Linked DNA regions of Homo sapiens: region 2 is linked to region 1. Evidence: chromatin contacts called from ENCODE Hi-C or POLR2A ChIA-PET data. All regions are on one chromosome and are shown on one strand. The core of a region is the stretch at or near the end of the contact, and the rest is flanking DNA. Distances in the headings are between cores, read along the strand shown. Region 1 has its middle 91 kb from the start of LINC02563. Region 2 has its middle 5.6 kb from the start of LINC02563.

What was found. Hi-C counts contacts between places; a loop is a spot of excess contacts on that map. ChIA-PET counts read pairs that join two places held with the same protein, here RNA polymerase II (POLR2A). Pooled maps may share reads with other maps.
Region 2: a pooled map shows a loop between it and region 1 (2.1-fold over the local background). The contact joins two enhancer-like sites. A Hi-C loop is called at or near these places in 1 of 50 pooled maps. POLR2A ChIA-PET finds 5 or more read pairs at or near these places in 2 of 52 experiments (Caco-2 and PC-9).

The regions. Positions count from the first base shown.
Region 1 is chr17:65,363,968-65,369,412 of GRCh38, forward strand. No RefSeq gene overlaps it. Among named protein-coding and RNA genes, the nearest start is that of LINC02563, 91 kb to the right of the region's middle. Within about 2 kb of position 1,995, at least 2 of the 41 ENCODE cell types and tissues checked have a DNase peak (open chromatin) inside an H3K27ac peak, as active enhancers do.
Region 2 is chr17:65,460,445-65,465,889 of GRCh38, forward strand. No RefSeq gene overlaps it. Among named protein-coding and RNA genes, the nearest start is that of LINC02563, 5.6 kb to the left of the region's middle. RefSeq lists enhancers at 1-182, 183-816, 817-1,449. Within about 2 kb of position 2,852, at least 9 of the 41 ENCODE cell types and tissues checked have a DNase peak (open chromatin) inside an H3K27ac peak, as active enhancers do.

The DNA of each region.
Region 1 (5,445 bases), core at 745-3,244:
TTTTGCCTTTTTCCAGATGTCATACAGTTGGATTTTTACAGTACATGGCCTTTTCCGATTGGCTTCTTTCACTTAGCAATATGCATTTCAGTTCTTTCCACATCCTTTTGTGGCTTGTTAGCTCATTTCTTTTTAGTACTGACCCTTTCATCTTTTGATATGGGGCTGAAGGTTCTGCAGGTTGGGCCAGGATCTTCATGGGAGACCCTCCAGTGTCTGGCAGTGCAGTCTCAGAACAGCTGCACACAGCAGAGCCTGCCTCCATCAGCTGAGATGTGCCAACATGTGAGGGACAGAAACAGAAGAAACGGGCCCAGGCTGTTGCTAAAGCCCAAACAAAATGGGTAGAAAGAGCTCCAGGGAGAGCTTTTGAGATAGGTTCTTGGCATCCTCCCTGCAAGTGATGCAGAAGCCATCACCTGAATAGAGGATGATGACTTGTGACAAGGGGACCCCTCAGCACCTCCATGGTCCGTCCTGCTCCCTTCCCCCTAACTGGGGAAAGAGAATTCTGGGAGGAGAAAACCCAACTTCCAACCCACATTAAATCACTGTCATCAGGGTCTGAGCTCACCCGCCCATGAGCCATAACAGCTGCCCAGAAACTGGCCGGGAAAAGAGCAGATTGGCTGTCTCCCAGCCCCTCCTCTGGTAGGTGGTTTTCCAGAGGAACCAGACAGTGTCCTGAACACCCCCCAGCATAGGCAGAGTCAGCTTGATCTCATCTGTCTAACTCCCTCCCGGGCCAGGACAAAAGTGTCACTCTGTGCCTGACACCGAGGCCTGATTTGCTCTCACCCCTGCTGTCCCCGTCAATGACTCCCAACTTTCGAGGCCTCATTCCTACCTTTAGTCTTTGGCTGCCATTATTTATCACTGCAAAGTGAACAGAGGAACATGATTTTCACTCAAGGACACCACCTTTCAGGAGGAACTTATCCAAAGTTTTGCAAAACTTGGGCAGAATCAAGGTCTCACCTCCTTCATCTTGGTGGACTCGAGAAGGTCTGGGCTCAAAGAATTTCTGCACAATCAACCAAAGGTGGGGTATAGAGGCAGGAGGAAAACAGAAGACACAGACTGCCCCCAAAAGAAGAAAAGGTCCTTTAAACACCATCTGATAGCTCCTCCGCACAGGGTTTGGTGGAGCTGTTTTTAAAGTCTACATTTAACAATCTGGTGTACCCCAGGCCTGTGTATCTCAGTCTTAATGCCTCTGAAGCAAAAACTACAAAGGTCTCTGATGTTTCTTCTTTCAGACTTTTTTTTTTCCACGATATGAACTTTTTTTAAGGCTCCCGCTTCCCGGTGAACTCGCCTCCATCTCTTTCTCTTGCTGAAGCTGCAGATGTACATTGTGGTAGTGTGAAAAAAGCTAATTAAACTGCAGCGGCTCGGCGGGAGGCACGGAAGGCCCCGCGGAGCACATGGGATGATTGATTTGCACTGTCACACGGCTCTGCTGGGTGTCATAACTTAGTGACAAATCAAGGATTACAGTGGCCCAGAGTAACTCTCTTCCTTTGTTGTTCCATAGACATCAAAGCAGCCAAGGATATTAGTGTTTTTAATAAGTAGCTAAGTCAGGAGTAGCTTACAGTTTGAAATTACTCTATGTACAATTGAAGGTGTTGGGGGAACAGGGGTAAGGAAAACAACAGCTCAAGTGTTATTAGTTAGATTTAAAAAAATTTAATAAAATAAAACAAAACAAAATAAAATGCAGCCCATGCACCAGGAGCAAGTTCTTTGTAGGGGTTGTTGGAGATTTTTGCATTATTTGTGTAAGCCACGTGGAGGCCTGCTGTGGTGAGGCATACCCTCTGGAAATTAGGTTTTCTAGGGACAGGAAAAAAATGACTATCAAAGCCACAGGTCTGGGGGGCTTCATAAGCAAATGGCTTCATCTTAATCAGCACAGAAGGAAGCTGGGAGGGTCACAGTGATGTGTTTGAGGACGAATATCCTGTTCCCCAACAATTAGGATCATAAAATGATTGGGGCAACTCACCTTATCTTGAAAGTACACAGATCCCTGAAGACAGCTGCAGCCAAGGTTTGTTTTTCTTGGGATATTTACCTTCCACCACAGAAGAGAGGCCTGAAAATCAGAGCAAGGTGGGAATCTGAAATTCATTCCTGCCTACTATGCAATTATCATCACTGTGTTGCTAATGGTTTCTCCCTGGATGGGCTCGAGTCGCTCTGGAAGATGCTGCTGGGGCCAGGGCCGTGATGAGATGTTGGAATGGATGGCCACCTCGCTCAGTGGGTGCCCATTTCTCCTTAGTGATTTTAAGCTCGGTTAGCCCTGGACATGGAGAAATACCACCATAATCCCAAGATGCACCCTGAGATGCACACGTTTCCATCGACTGTGGCGCAACCCAGCCCTCTTGGACCCTACCCAGTTGGGAGAGGAGCAAAGGTGACTCAGGACAAGTCTGTCAACCTCCCTGGGCCTCGGTTTCTTCATTCTGCATAATTGGAGATCATCCCTTCTTCCTCACTCACTAGGTTATGAAAATCTAATTAAACAACGCCGGTGGAAATATTTCACAAATTCCTAAGCATTATGCAAATCAATCAGAAAATGGAAGCACAGGATGAAGTCATTTCCCACGCCCACGCTTCGCTGGTGTGGGTGGAGGAAGCCTGTCATGGAATCACCACTGTGGGCACCCATGACAGATTTGAATCTCCAGCAGTATTTTCACTGAAATTCACTTTGGTCTATGTTGTGCATAAAATCCATTTGGGGTTAAACAATGGTCTTGATTTTCTTTTGTGTGTATCTATGAATCTATGCGTTCCTGTTTGCATCATTGTGAACAAAACCCAAAACAATTTAAAATTGCAGTCATATGTTCAGTTTTCATTATTATGAATTAAATGAGGGAATCGGCCAGTTTTACGTAAAACAGTGAGGTTGAGTGAGGCGGGCTTCCCCACACAGAGAGGAGGCTGATAAAACAACACCCATTGGGGGAGATGAGGCTTTAAGGAACTGATGGTCCTTCAAGCAAATTCGCGTTGACTGAGGAGCCAGAGGGGACAGTTCCATCTGAAAACTGGGATCCAGGCCCCAACTAGTTAGTGCCATGGGCAGTGCCAGCATTCCCTGACTCTTTCTCCTTTGGCTTTACCTCAAACACATCACAATTATGTGCATCACACTTTTGCCTACTTAGGGCAGTCCACTATCTAACAGGAGAAGCACCCTGTATTCATCGATGCATCCCACGGCTTGGGCTCCTTCCACGTACGCCAAAGTACTTTGTTTATGTGGATTCTTATTTATTAAAATTGCAGACTTACTTTTTAAGAAAAACTAATAAATTTCTTGTAATGGTTAGAGAAGCTACTTTTGAACCCACCCGGACCTATGTTCCCCTTTCCTAACTACAGAGAGCTTTCTTCAAATGACAGCTTTTCTGGAAAACAAAACAAAACAAAACAAAAACAAAAAAACAACAAAAAACAACCAAACAAAAACAAAAACAAAAAAAACGCTCTGCTTTGTCTGGCAAAGTTGAATCTGCTCATAACACTTTGAACCAGCAATTCTGTTCCCCAGTGTATGTCCATGTGCACCAGGAGGCAGGACAGGGAGTGTTCATTACAGCATCACATGCAATAGTGAAAACCAGAAACTGCCTATATGCCCATCAGCAGAAGGGACAAATTGTGGCATTTTAATACAAAGAAAAACTATTATTTAGAGAAAATATCTAACAGCTGTGGATATGAACATGAATAAATTTCAAAAACATGAAAAAATGATGAACAAAGAAACACATGTCATAGAGGAAGCCATAGCATATGTGTATGATTTCATTAATACAAAGTGCAAAAATGGCAACAGTAAACAATAAATTGATGATGGATACATATGTAAAGAGTGAAACTGTGAGAAGGAAGAAGAAAGGAAACATGGAAAGAGGAAGAGAGAAAGGAAGGAAGGAAGCAAGGAAGGAACAAAGGAAGGAAAGAAAAAGGAAGGAAAGAAAGGAAGGCAGAAAGGGAGAGGGGAAGGGAAGGGAGGGAAGGAAGCGAGAAGTGTTCTCATTTCTGGGGAGAAGTGGTGTCCTCTCCTAACTCAGAGAGTTAGTGTGTTGGGAATGAGAGTAAAAATAATGAGGATTTCCTAGGAACGTGGAGTCCTTAGCATTACTACACAACATTTAGATCTATAGTTAGTAGGTACCAAGAGTTTACTAGCCAGAATGCTTACATAATTGGCTTATTTTCTTCTTCAGTCCTTTGGAGAAACAAAAGAGGACTAAGGTGGTTCACTCCAGAGATGTATTAAAAACAAAGAGCATCTAGAAGACGGTCTAGGGCTAGCAGATGTTCAGGATGGCCTCCCACACTTCCACAATCTCCAACTTGCATCACACACTTTATATATTCAACATGCTGCTCATGAACTCCTCAGATGGGGTGGGGGACATGTGGAGTGTATAAGGACAGGGGAGAATGGGGTCTTAGTTCCGATACAAGAAAGGGGGTGGAGGGAACAATAGGCGGCCCCAGATGGTGGATGGTCTGAGGCTGCCCCTTTGACTGTTAATGTGTGAATGTCAGTGTGAGTCTGTATAAGTGAGAGATGACATACACATGGCATCGGAGCGACTCTCAACATTAAGTACTGTTAGAGATTATAAAGCTAACAAAGAAGGAAGAGATGTACCAGTTATTCATATTATTCACCTTAAAAGCCATCTGCTTATAGAGAGACTGGGAGTGACCACCCAATTACTTACCAGCATATCAGTCTATTTTAATCCTCTGCCTACTACTTAACACTTATCAGTACCTCACATTTTATGATCTGTTTGTGTGTTTGTTTACGGTTGGATTCTCCGAACCTTGAACGTCGTTGCCTGCCACTATTCCCACCGTCAGGAAAGAAGTTTTGTTCTCTTTTTATTCTGTTTTTAAAAAATGTACATATCTTTTTTTCATTTTTCTTTTTTTTTTTTTTTTGCCTCCCAGGTAGCTGGGGCTACAGGCACACACCACCACACCCAGCTAATTTTTTGTACTTTTGTTTTTGTTATTTATTTATTTATTTATTTTTCATTTTTAATTTTTGTGGTTACATAGTAAGTATATATATTTACACAGTACATGAGTTATTTTGACACAGGAATGCAACACGTAATAATCACATCAGGGTAAATAGGGTATCTGTCACCTCAAGCATTTATCTTTTCTTTCTTTTCTTTTTTTTTTTTTTTTTTGGGATGGAGTCTCGCTCTGCCACCCAGGCTGGAGTGCAGTGGCATGATCTTGGCTCACTGCAACCTCTGCCTCCCAGGTTCAAGCAATTCTCCTGTCTCAGCCTCCCGAGTAGCTGGGATTACAGGCATCTGCCACCACGCCTGGCTAATTTTTGTATTGTTTAGTAGAGATGGGGTTTCACTATGTTGGCCAGGTTCG
Region 2 (5,445 bases), core at 1,602-4,101, 97 kb after region 1:
ATATCAGCAGCTGATACTCCCAGCAGCTGTGGGGACAGGGCTGAACCCCAAAGAGGGGATCTGGGTAATACCCGAGGGTCCGTCAATGTGAAGGGATGGGCACTTTGACTTAGTACTTATTGCTGATTAAGGCCCAGATTCTAGATGCTAACTTAAAGGAAATTGCTAAGTTGCAAATAATGTTTGTCTGGTAGAGATGCAAACAATTCCTGTCTGATAGAAAAGATAGCCCCGGGCTGGGCACGGTGGCTCATGCCTGTGAGCCACTTTGGGAGGCCGAGGCAGGGGGATCACCTGAGGCCAGGAGTTCCAGACAAGCCTGGCGAACATTGCGAAACCCCGACTGTACTAAAAATACAAAACAATTAGCCGGGCGTGGTGGCAGGCACCTGTGATCCTAGCTACTCTGAAGGCTGAGGCAGGAGAATTGCTTAAGCCAGGGAAGCGGAGGCTGCAGTGAGCCAAGATCGCGCCACTGCACTCCAGCCTGGGCCACAAGAGTGCAACTCCATCTCAAAAAAAAAAAAAAAAAAAAAAAAGATAGCCCCGAAGGTTATAGTTTCATTGTCCTATATATAGGACATAAACCAGTTTTGAATTTGATTTAGCAAAACCATTTTCAGTACTCCCTCTTTCAATGGCTACATCTACGTGAGTCTGTCATATACTCCTGGGACCAATGTTACCATCCTGCTGGTTTCCTACTCTCTTGCCTCACCCTAGTCCTGGCCCCAGCCCCCATGTTCCCTATATTTGCCTGAGTCATGTTTTCAACATTTTTTTTTTTTCGAGACAGGGCCTTGCTCCATTGCCCAGGCTGGAGTGTTGTGATTATAGCTCACTGCAGCCTTGGCTTCCCAGGCTCAAGCAATCCTCCCACCTTAGCCTCCTGAGTAGCTGGGGCCACAGGCATATACCACCACACCTGGCTAATTTTTTTTTAATTTTTAGTAGAGATTGGGTCTTGCAGTGTTGCCCAGGCTGGTCTCGAACTCCTGCACTCAAGTGATCCTCCCACCTTGGCCTCCCAGAGTGCTGGGATTCCAGGTATGAGCCACTGCACCGAGACATGTTTTCAACTTTGACATCTGTGAGTGCCTCCTCTAGAAACGGTGTTGATGCAGCCACCCTCTGGTGAGCTCTGGTGATTTGTCAGGGTCTGTACCTCACTCTAGATGTGATCAGAGGTAGACACGTGCCTACTATGATCCAGGCGTTGTCCCAGATGCAAGGATGAAGCCAAGAGGCTCTACAGGTGTGTTGCAGCTGAGACCCTAGGGCCAGTCAAAGCTGGGCTCAAACCTCACTGCTCACTGTTAGCCATGTGATCCCGAACAAATGATTGAGCCTGTCTAAGCCTCAGTTTTCATATCCTTAAAATAAGGCTAGTAACAATGAGTGCCTTGAGGAACTAATGCCCATAAAATGCTTTGTCTAGGGAATACTATATTCAATGAATGGCAGATATTATCAATAACCATTCTCTATTTTTATTGTGGTAAAATGTATGACAAAATTCACCATTTTAATCATTTTCAAGTGTACAGTTCAGTGGAATTAAGTCCATTCACATTGTGGTACAACCATGACCACCACCCATCTCCAGAATGTATTCACCTTTCCAAACTGATCCTTTGTGCCCATTAAACACTAACTCTCCATTCCCCTCTCCCTCCAGTCCTGGGTATTCACTATTCCACTCTCTGCCTCTATGAATTTGGCTACTCTGGGTACATCTTATAAGTGGAATCATACACTATTTGTCCTGTTGTGTCTGGCTTTTTTCACTTAGCATGATGTCCTCAATGATGTTGTAGCAGTATCAGAATTTCATTCCTTTTAAGGCTGAAAATATTCCATTGTATGCCTGTATATCACTTTGTGTTTATCCAATTCCTCCATCAACCAACATTTGGGTTGTTTCTACCTTTTGGCTATTGTGGCTAATGCTGCTACGAACACAGGGACACAAATATCTGTTCAAGTATCTTCTTTTGATTCTTTTTGGCATATACCTAGAAATGGAATAACTGGATTGGATAGTAATTCTATATTTAATTATTTGAGAAGCATCCATACTGCTTTCCATAATGACTGCATTATTTCACATTCCTGCTAGCGACGCACAAGAATGTTAACTTTCCCACGTCCTCATCAACACTTGTTATTATTTTCTGTTTTTTGTTTTTTTATAACAGGCATCCTAATTGGTGCAAACTGGTATCTCATCATGGTTTTTATTTGCATTATTTGCATTTTCCTAATGATTAGTGATAGCGAGCATCTTTTCACATGTCTGTTAGCCATTTGCATATCTTCTTTGGAGAAATGTCTACTCCAGCTCTTTGCCCATGACTCTCATTGGGTTGTTTGTATTTTGTTGATGTTGAGGGGTAGGACTACTAGCTCTTCTTTTTTTTTTTTTTTTAATTGAGACGGAGTCTCGCTCTGTCACCCAGGCTGCTCTGTCACCCAGGCTGGAGTGCAGTGCTGCAATCTCAGCTCACTGCAAGCTCCACCTCCCGGGTTCACACCATTCTCCTGCCTCAGCCTCCCGAGTAGCTGGGACTACAGGCGCCCACCAACACGCCCGGCTAATTTTTTGTATTTTTAGTAGAGACGGAGTTTCACCTGGTAGCCAGGATGGTCTTGATCTCCTGACCTTGTGATCCGCCCGTCTCGACCTCCCAAAGTCCTGGGATTACAGGCGTGAGCCACCGCGCCGGGCACTACTAGCTCTTCTTAAGAGGAGGAAAGCCACTCTGTGTCCTCCCAACAAACACTCATACACACACTCCAGGCGATGGCCATAGAGTCGAGCCAATGGGACAGAACCCTGAAACACAAAGCAAGGAAGTGCTGCAGCAGTGCACGGACTTGCCTGGAAATCAGCCCCATGAGTCAGGGGTACAGGCTGTACTCATAAGCGGGATACTCCAGCCAGCCTCTGAGCACACTGGGACATTGGTTTCATGAGTGCAGCACACTCTAACCCAGTGAGATAAGAGGCTACAGATGAAGCAACTCAAATACCAAGACAACTTGGCTCAGCACCCGCTGGGAGAGGACGTGGTCTTTTCACTCCAGCTTCTGTACTGGGCTCGTCAATCTCACCTTGCTGAGAAGCTGAACAAACCCGGGCCTGCTCTTCTCACCCTACCTGATGCCAAGGCGATGAGGTAGCCAGTGACCAGGAATGTCTGAGCTTAAAATAGAGATGCCCTGTGCCAAAATGAAGGCTTTCCTTTGGAGTAAGTAGAAGCACCCTGATGTCTTCTAAAAGTCTGGTCCGGTTTCTTTGGGCCATGCATCTAGCCCAGAGCCTGGAACATTAGAAGGGGTTTAACAAAAGTTGCATAGAACTTTATGGCCCTGGGTGAAACCTGGGGAGAGCCCACAGAAAAGTGACTCTCCCCCTTTGTAATGAAAATCAAGGCACCCGCCTTCCTGAAAATCTGACATCCTCACAGCCATCTGAAATCGTTTCCATGGCAAAGCAATGAACAACACATTATATTCATATTAATTTTCTAGGGCTGCCATAACAAAATACCACAGGCGGGGTGGCTGAAACACCAGAAAAAGTTCTGGAGCCTAGAAATCAAGCTCAAGGTGTTGGCATGGGTGGTTTGTTCTGAGGGCTGCCAGGGGAAATCTGTTCCGTGCCGCTCACCTGACTTCCGGTGGTTTGTATTCTTTGGTGTTCTTCGGCTTCTACTGCTTCACCTCAATCCTGGCTTCACCTTCACGTGGTATTCTCCCTGTGCTTCTGTGACTTTCCATAGTCATCTTCCTATATGACGCCAGTCATACTGGACAAGTGGCCTGTCCTTCTCCAGTACAGCCTCATCTCAACTTAATTACATCTGCAATTACCCTGTTCCCAAATTAGGTCACCTTCTGCAGGACTAGGGGTTAAGACTTCAACATATGAATTTTGGGGGACACGATTCAACCCATAACAGCATCCAAAATCTATTTCAGCCTGTATCAAAACATCTTACGTACCCCTAAATATATACACCTATTATGTACCCACAAACAATTTTTTTAAGTAAAAGAAAATTTAAAAATGAAATCTATATCTGTCACCTCTTTTCATTCGGAAAAGCCACAAAATAGCAATGATAATATTTCCCAAATAATGTTTGCAGAAGGTTTCTTTTCATTTGGGGAATCCCTACCCCCTAGCACAGGCCTTATAGAAAAGGTAACAACACAGGTTTCAGAGTCAAACAGGCTTTGCCTTGAAGCCCGGCCTCACCATTTCCTTCCTGGATGACCTAGAATGTGTTACTTAACCTCTCTAAGGATCAGATTTCTCATTTATATACAGAAGATAAAAATATTGGGTTGGTGCAAAAGTAATTGCAAAACCCACAATTACTTTTGCATCAACACTAATAATCAAATTGCAGAGTTGTTGGGGCAAAGAAGGTAACATGTATTACTAATCCATAATAAAAGCTTAGATGCATCAGTGTGGGAGAATGCTAATTGCCGCCTTTTCTCGTAGCAATAGAGACCCCAATTTTTAGTGGTATATGACTACCCAACTTCTCCATGCTGCTAAGTGTGATCCTGTGGCCAAGTTCAGCCAATGGCATTGAAGTACACGCGTCAAGTGGCAGCTTCTAGGAATCTTCACTAAAGCGAACGCTGTGCACACTCTGACTTTCTTCATTATCTCTTCCACCTGTCTGTTGTTGATGGACATGATGGCTGGAGCTGGAGCTGCCACCTTAGACCATGAGGTGACACTGGGAATGGAGACATGTATGGTGGACCAACAAGACAGAAGGAATCCAGGTCCATAATGCTTCCTAGAGCAGAGCCCCACACCCATCCTGGACCACCTGCCTCTGAGGTTTTATGGGAGAAAGAAACAAATTAGCATCTTATTTAAGCTGCTGTTACTTGGGCAGGGGCGGCCACTATTACTTGGCAGCTGAACCTAATCCTGACTGATACAGTTGGGTCCTTTCCCTGGCTCATACCAAGTGATCCTTAAATGTGTGTTGAATTGGATTATGCCTGTGGTGTTGCATCCAATTTCACAAGTTTCCATAGTTGGACTTCAGGGTTAGGCGTTCTGTCTCTGAAGAGCAGAGGGGCAGGTGCCTCTCCTTCAATCCATGTCCCTGTGCAAGTAGTGGTGAGTTTGTGACTCAGAATAAAAACCCCTCTAGCCCTTTGAGCACAACGGAGCCTGTTACTGAAGGCCTGTGCGGTAGTTTGTTCTATTTGCAGTAGAATGAGGGTGGGTAAGAGGGACGAAGAGAAAGAAGTAGAGAAAAAGCAAAGCAGTTCTCTGTGCCATTCCACTTTCTCTCCCAATCTCCCAGGAATAGGGATACTATTTCTTTTTTTAATATAGTGCTTTTTTTTTGTAGAAATACAGGGTCTCACTAGGTTGCCCAGACTAGATTCAAACTCCCGGGTTCA